Linked DNA regions of Mus musculus: all the other regions are linked to region 1. The links are chromatin loops, found by intact Hi-C in ENCODE. Cell type or tissue: gastrocnemius. All regions are shown on one strand.

Region 1 (2,500 bases):
CTGCTGTTTCTGTCAGCTTTAGAAACTGTGTCTGGATTCCAACATTGTCAAACCTTGGGGGAGGGGGGTTGTTGCTGTCTGTATGTGAGTCCCACATAAGTTGGTAGATTTGTTTCTTCATTATTTCTACAAGTGGAAACATAATGGGTTTAGGGGTGCGTGTGTGTATGTGTATGTTTGCATATGTGTGTGCATATGTGTGTATGGCACACATATGGAAGTCTGAGGACAACCTGCAGACTTGGCTCTTTCCTCCTGCCATCTGGAACCTGACGATCTGACTAAGTGTATCTCAACTTCCCAATGACCCTTTAATACAACCTCATGGGGTGACCGCTAACTATAAAAATATTTTTCACTGTTACTTCCTAACTATAATTTTGCTATTGTTATGAATCATAATGGAACCATCTGATATGCAACCCTTGTGAAAGGGTCCTGCCACCCCAAAGGGGTGGAGACCCACAGGTTCAGAACAGCTGCTTGGAAGGCTGGGCAGCCAGCCTTTACCTGCTGAGCTTCACACACCTGAAGCTGATGTGCGAAGCGTCCTCTTTGAGTCACTGCTGTGAATACTTTTCACCATCGCTTACTTCTCTTGCTGTGAGTGGTTTACTACCGCTGTACTCAGAAAGGTCCTGTCTTCTCTTAAGCAAGCCACGGGAGGGTGGGGGGAGAAGTGGGACACCACACAGGGAGGATGGGGGAGGATTTTAGTCGTCCGTGAGTTACAGTTTATAAAAGTGGTACTGCAGTAACCTCCCTAACTTAACCATTGTGCAGGATTTCAAACAAGCTTTATTAACACTTGAAATGACTTCAAAATAACCACTTAAAAAAACTTCACATTGTCTCAGCTTTTTATGAAGTGTTGAGTTGCAGCCAATCAACTCTAAAATACTGCCTCTTATCTTGTGCCCCCCCCCCCCCTTCTATAAGACAGACCCACAACTTCATACTGGGAACAGCTATGTTAAAAGGCTGTTAAGGTGCTGGAAGTCCCTGGTTAAATATTGCCCAATACCTTCTCTGGATCCTTGCCTAAGAGGAAGGCACCAGTTTCTATGAAGATATTAGAGGTCGTGATAGAGCCATCTTTCATGAGAAGCGTTTAAGGAAGATATCTCAGGAATTCCTCTTGAAAGTGGATTTGAGAACCAGTGTTTCACACACAGCTTTGTGAGGTCTGCCCTGCCCTCTGCTGGTCTTCACGGTAAACGCAGTCACCATCCACGTTTGTTTCAAGTGGATGACAAGAACTTCATTGAGCACCTTCAGTGTGTCAGGCAACAGGCAGAATGCAGCATCTTGATTTCCACTGAATAGTACCATAATCCTATTGGGCAAAAAATGCTTCTGCTTCCGTTTCAGATTAGAGGAAGACTGTAACAACCCTCAACCAAGCGTTGAGGACACAGAAATGATAATGTTCTGCAACTCTGGTCCTGCCTAACACTAAAGCCCACATCGGTTCCTCTCTGTCTCCTTGCCTCCGACTTGCTTGACTTCCGGCAATGTCTAAGTAGTTACAGTGCATGTTGCTCTCCTTGTTGCAGAAAGCCACACAGACGCACGTGCAAATACAAATGTTCAATATTGCCACAGCACATCCTGAAGGCAAGAGAACCACTCAAATGCTAACTTAGGGAATCAGACTTTGTAGGTGTAGTCGTTTTTTTCCTGGTCAAATGAACACTGCGGCCATGGCTTCTCAGTGTGCACAGGAGTGGACATTGAATGGCAATTTCTCCTTTTCTTTTTTTTTTTAATTTAAAGTTAAAATTTTTATTTTGTGTGTATGATGTATAAGGTGTCTCTGTGTGTGTGTGTGCATCCTACAGTACAAGGGTGGAAGTCAGAGGTCAACTTTTAGGAGCCACTGTCTCCTTTCTCCTTTATATGGGTTCTGGGAGTTGAACTCGGGTCGTCAGAGTTGTTTGAGAAGCACCTTTACCCACTAAGCTATCCTTTTTCTTTCTTCTTTTCTTTAGATAAGGCTTCACTACATAGCCTAGGCTGCTTTCAGAGTTGTGTTTGTTCTGCCTAAGTCTCTCAAATGCTACGATTAGGAGCTGGAGAGATGGCTCAGTGGTTAAACCTATGAGTTGTTCTTCCAGAGGAGCCGGATTCAGGCCGAGCGCCCACGTGGCAGCTCATTACCTGCTGTAACTCTAGTCCCAGGGGAATCCAATTCCCTCTTCTGGCCTGCATAGGCACTGTGCACTATAGACACTGATACAGGCAAATACCCCTACACATAAAAAAAAGTGAAAATTTAAAAATATATATATTATACCTGTGTGTTTCTGTGTCCAGTTGCCTAACTATCTCTAGGTTATCGTCTGGTTCCATGGGAGTGAGATTTTATCAGGCAACTGCTTGGTATAAAAAAAAAAATCACCAGGCTAAGCTACAAGGCCTCAAGGGAGTGAATTTTTAAACACTAGGCACTGGTGTTGCTGTAGGAATTCAAAGGAGCTTCATAGAAACCTTCCATTGT
Region 2 (2,500 bases), 210 kb before region 1:
ATGCCCGCGCCATGCCCCGCCCCCACCAACCCTCCTGGCGTCTTTCTGCGTCGTCCTTTTTCCTTCTTCCCCAGATGTACACCGAGTTACCTTGTAGCAGGTGACAGCAGTGGGCCCATGGTCTCTTTTGGAATAATCTCTCGGAGAATTTTGTTAAGTGAATTTTCTCACCCTATAGTCTTAAGTCTCCTCTGTCCTCAATGTAGCTTTCTCTGTTCAGAATTGACATCTGAATCTCTGCTGGACCAGCGCCTAAGACTGAATTGACTCCCAGGGCCTGGACGGGGGTACTGAGATTTTGCCTACCCCCCCCCTCCCCGGCCTTAATAGTGAGTTGGAAAGAGGCTGGATTTGTGATAGAGTCTGCTCGAGAGAATTCTGTTTACAAGACCATCCTGTTAGGGAGAGACTTACCTCCATCTACTATCTTGCAACGTCTGGAAATCCTTCAGGGGATTAGTGGCCCAGGAGTTTAATGTCAGGAGCAGGTAGAAATGAGGACATCCTAGTTTCAGGGCATAAGGCACAGGTGGACATAAAGATGTCACCTTTATAAGTGCCCAAAGCTTAGCTTAATACCATGTTTTAAAAAGAAAACCTCCTGTGTTTCTTTTTAAAGGTTTTGTCTTTGGTGTGTGTGTGTGTGTGTGTGTGTGTGTGTGTGTGTGTGTGTGTGTGTGTGTGTGCATGTAAGAGAGACAGAGACAGAGATACAGGGACAGAGACACAGAGAAACACAGAGACAGACAGAGACATAAAGAGACACAGATACAGAAAGACAGAAGGGGTAGATGGAGACAGAGAGAAGAGGGGAGAGGGAGGCAGAAGGAGGGGTAACACTCATGGAAATCAGGGGACAACTTGCAAGGTCACACATTTTACCAAGGTCTTTGGGCCCCTCAGACTATACAGTCAGGCCTGGCACTACCATTTCTGGGGCTATTTTCAGAGAAGTAGAGCAAGTTTTGTATGGCTGGGCCACCTGGGGCCACAGGGTTCTTGGAAATTAAAAAAATAAAACCAAACCAAATCAAACCAACCAACCAAAAAAAAAAAAAAAACAACAAAAACCCACTTTAGTACGTTCCTCTTGTGGACAGCAGAGGGCAGCAAACTGCCATGTCAACACTCCTGGAAGCCGGCGGCTTGGATAGAAGAGACTACTAGGGTTGGTTGGCTTCATGTTTTTAACCATTACAAGCACATGCTGGTAACCCCAGAACTTTGGAGGCCAACCTGAAAGATCATGAGGTCGAGGACAACTTGGGCAACATAGTGAATTCAGCCAGCTGTCTAAAATTGTCAAATAACAACAACAACAAAAAAAAAAACCCTGAAGCCAAGGGACTGTACATGATGCTCTTGGCTCCATTCCAGCACACTGTGAACCAGGTCTAGTGTCCTACACCTGTAACCCCAGCACTGTAGGTTCACAAGTTTAAGGACATCTTCAGCTACATAGCAATTTCAAGGTTAGACTGGGATGCATTGAGACCCTGTCTCAAAATAAAACAATGCTCTCCACCCCCAAACCTAAAACAGAACAAGCAAAACCCAGAACCCCTCAGTCAAGGTCATATGTGTGGTTGCTATTCCTGCAAAACCTGAACTCTTTCGAAAGCTCTTTTGACCTTGACAGTGGGAGCCAGCGAAGGGTGTCCAGTGCAGGGCTATGCTGCCTATAAAGAAGACAGACCCCTTCAAAGACTTCCCAAGTAGCTGGCATCGGTCTCCATGGGGCTGCCTCTCATCCTGACAGTTTTCCAGCAAGGTCTGTATTGCCATCTCTCCTTTCCTAAGGAGGGCACTGGACTCCAACTTGGGCAATTTTTCAACGGCTCATAGCTATGAAGTAGAATAACATGGATTTGAATCCTTGTCTACTGACTTTCTAAAAAAAAAAAAAAAAAAAAAAAAAAAAAAAAAAACAATGTCAGCTCCACAAATCCAATCTCTAATAAGATAGGTATAAGAACGCCATCTCGCCTCCATGTGCTGTAAGTGAGAATATGTGTAAGACGGCAATCCCTCAGGCTGTACCCAGTTCTGTCAGATCATTTGTTCTGTCGGGACAGCTGGCACCCAGATTATGCCCGTGCTCTGCTGGCTCATCTCTCTCTACCAAGTGTGCTGACTTCACACAGAGAGAGCCAATTGACAACAAGGAACCTTGTGAGAAAAATGACACCATGAGATTTGGCCTGTAGGCAAGTTTGTGTGGACATTTTCCTAGTTCATGATTGATGTGGGAAGGCCTAGCCCACTGTGGGAGGTGCCCTTGGGCAGCTGGACCTCAACTGTATAAGAAAGCAGGCTGAGCAAGCCATGGGGAGCAAGCTAGTAAGCAACATTCCTTCGAGGTTTCCAATTTGGTTCCTGCTCTGCTTGAGTTCCTGCACTGGCTTCTCTTAATGATGGACTAACACATACAAGCCAAATTAGCCCTTCCCTCCCAAAGTTGTTTTTGGTTGCTGTTTTACCACCGCAGTAGAAAGCAGAC
Region 3 (2,500 bases), 760 kb before region 1:
GTGAGTCATGGGCAGGGGGAGGGGTGGGGGAGGGCAGTCTCGCTCATTCCTTACATGGTATCTTCTCTGGCCTAGCCTGGAATCCAAGGGCAAGGAAAACTGTTAGCTTGACTTGATTTCCACTGCTGGCTGTAATCATTGCCGAGGGATTTGGGAACTCTCCATTCCTCTCCCTCTACTCGGAAATCCCAGCACCTTAAGATTCTGTAGTTTCACAGAGCTGTAGCAGCTATGAGCTCCAAGTTTGAAATGAGAAAGGGAAACTGAGAGACGGGTGCTTGGTTCTGTCCCAGAAACTGGACTAGATCCCAACCCCACCCCACCTCTGCTTTTGGTTCTATGCCATTGTGACCAAGGCAAGAAGATAGCAGCTTGCACTAGAATATAAGTGTGTGTGTGTGTGTGTGTGTGTGTGTGTGTGTGTGTGAGAGAGAGAGAGAGAGAGAGAGAGAGAGAGAGAGAGTTTATTTCTTCTCCAGATCTTGGCCCCGGGTGAGTTTCAGAGCTCCCACAAGAGGAACAGTGTCTACAGTGACCATGCACACACAGTCACACAGCAAACAGAATTCCTCCAGGACCCTTGAGTGAGAAGCTGAGGGTCCACCCTGCTCTGACCCCATCACCCTCTTCTGCCTCCCCTAGTCTGCATGTTCTCTCTCCCACCTCCATCTGCCCAGGCTGACCCAACACGGCCTTGGGCTTCTGCTCTTCCTCCTTCCGAGTCAGCTTGATTCCTGGCCAATGAGTCACTTCCCACCAACCCCCAGACTCACCACTTCTCCTGTGTCTACCTGGGCCAAGGGCCACCTTTGGAGCCAGACCAGGCCTGCATACCTGGGAACAAGCTAAGATGACACCTGAATCATCTGAGCTCCTTCAGGTGTCAAACCTGAGAGGACAGAGAGAACTAAGGTTTCCAGGAGTCTCCCCACAACAAGCGCTAGGATCCCTCTCAGGCCAGTCCTCCTGGGTGCTAAAGCCATCCCAACAGTTGAGTACCACCAGTGTCAGGGCGCTCAGTCAGTCCTCAGCAAGCTCCCAGCATGAGGTGAGATAGGAGCTTGGCAAACATCAGGGACAGGGGTTCTAAAAAAAAAACAAGACAGACTTCTACTACTCAGAGGTGGACTTCGGGGACAGACCTGGAGACTTTAGCATTCCATTACTAATGGATACAGGGTGTGAGTCTTAAGCAACAGTCATGCTAGGTGCAGACAGGGCTTGAACCTGTTATTTCTGTGACCTAGCAAGGTCTAGTTCAAAGGAGTTCTTGTTTATGTGTAAAAGGGGGGAAAGAGAGAGAGGAAAAAAGGAAGGAAGTTTAAAAACTGGTTGGATTAGGGCCCAATGAAACAGTATATGGGTTCAGACTTGCAGGATGCTGCCCCTAGAGGGCGCTCCAAGACTTTGAGACGACAGAGTCCTTCCTACTAGGAAGCAGTAGTACTCGGAATCCCAGTCATCATGTCAACCCCGAAAGTCAAGAACCCCTATGCCCCAGAACAAGGCTTATAGGATATAGGGCATAGGCATCCTTTCCAATTGAGCTGGCTTAGAGTGAACTGAACGTCACCATCAGGGGGAAAGGCCGCCGCTGTCAAACAAAAACAAGAGAAAGTCGCACAAGGAATTGCCCCAGCGAGCACAAAGACTATAATCCTGTCCAGGGCCTACTTTTCAACCCCTTTGGCACAAAAGGACCTGCTAGCCAGGAGCACTCAGTCCCTTTGCCCTACAGAGGACAAAGCAGCCTGGCTGGGCCATCTCAGAGCTCCACAGCAAGAATGGGAGAAGAGGATGGAGGTAGATAAAGAATGAGCTCCTAAGCCAAGAGTTAGAGCAACCCTGGCTGGGCCGGGTGTCCCACGGCCTCTGAGGCAGACCAGGGGTCTATCTATTTGCCAGATAGTTTGTGTGCAAGGGGAAGGAAATGGATGCGAATCATGCTAAGCTAGCTTGTGTCTGCATGGCGGGCGGTACTTTTGGATAAGGACACTGGAGGTGAGTAACTTGCTCCCGTGAATAAATTGGGGTCCTGGGGGTCCCTTTCCCATCTTTTAGAGGAGCTTGAAATCATGATCAGTCTCATGGAAGAGGTTTCCCATCTCTCAGCTCCTCCCTGGCCTTTCTTTCCCCTCTGGAGTCCTGCCTGGCCCTTGGGCAATGCCTTGGCCCAAGGACAAAGTCAAGGGGAGAGACCAGGCCCCATTTCTCAAGCCTTCCACAACCTCTGACTTTAAGATAATGGATAAGGACGTTGTGACCAGAGATCTCACAGCAAGGATGGATCCTGGGATGACAGGAAGGAGAGGGGAGCGGCTTCTGCATCATGATCTTATAGATCCCAAGACCTCTCTGTCTAGCTTGTGTCTAGCCCAAGGTGTCCCTGACTCTGTGTCACAAGGTCCTCTGTGACTCCTCAGAGGAACAAAGGGACAGTCTGTGGAGCTGAGGAGACTTTGGAGGCTACTTAAGGAGCCTGATTCAGGCAGGGAGAGAA

The links. Peaks named below come from ENCODE experiments on the same cell type or tissue, not always from the same donor. Only the 100,000 strongest peaks of a DNase experiment are listed, where the experiment ranks them.
Region 2: it touches region 1 in a loop (11-fold over the local background); 37 of 42 quality-filtered maps call a loop at or near these places.
Region 3: a loop joins it to region 1, with 10 times the contacts of the local background. A loop is called at or near these places in 15 of 42 quality-filtered maps.

Annotation. Positions count from the first base shown.
Region 1 is chr7:113,131,158-113,133,657 of GRCm38, forward strand. The region is part of intron 2 of 4930543E12Rik (RIKEN cDNA 4930543E12 gene); the gene reads right to left. Among named protein-coding and RNA genes, the nearest start is that of 4930543E12Rik, 9.6 kb to the right of the region's middle. In gastrocnemius, a CTCF peak has its summit at 1,207 (motif pointing left); a DNase peak (open chromatin) is centred at 1,205.
Region 2 is chr7:112,918,905-112,921,404 of GRCm38, forward strand. No RefSeq gene overlaps it. Among named protein-coding and RNA genes, the nearest start is that of Rassf10, 34 kb to the right of the region's middle. In gastrocnemius, a CTCF peak has its summit at 1,109 (motif pointing right); DNase peaks (open chromatin) are centred at 231, 1,132 and 1,723; H3K4me3 peaks cover 291 bases; H3K27ac peaks cover 549 bases.
Region 3 is chr7:112,376,090-112,378,589 of GRCm38, forward strand. The region is part of intron 2 of Micalcl (MICAL C-terminal like); the gene reads left to right. Among named protein-coding and RNA genes, the nearest start is that of Micalcl, 2.5 kb to the left of the region's middle. In gastrocnemius, a CTCF peak has its summit at 1,363 (motif pointing right); DNase peaks (open chromatin) are centred at 778 and 1,399; H3K27ac peaks cover 1,673 bases.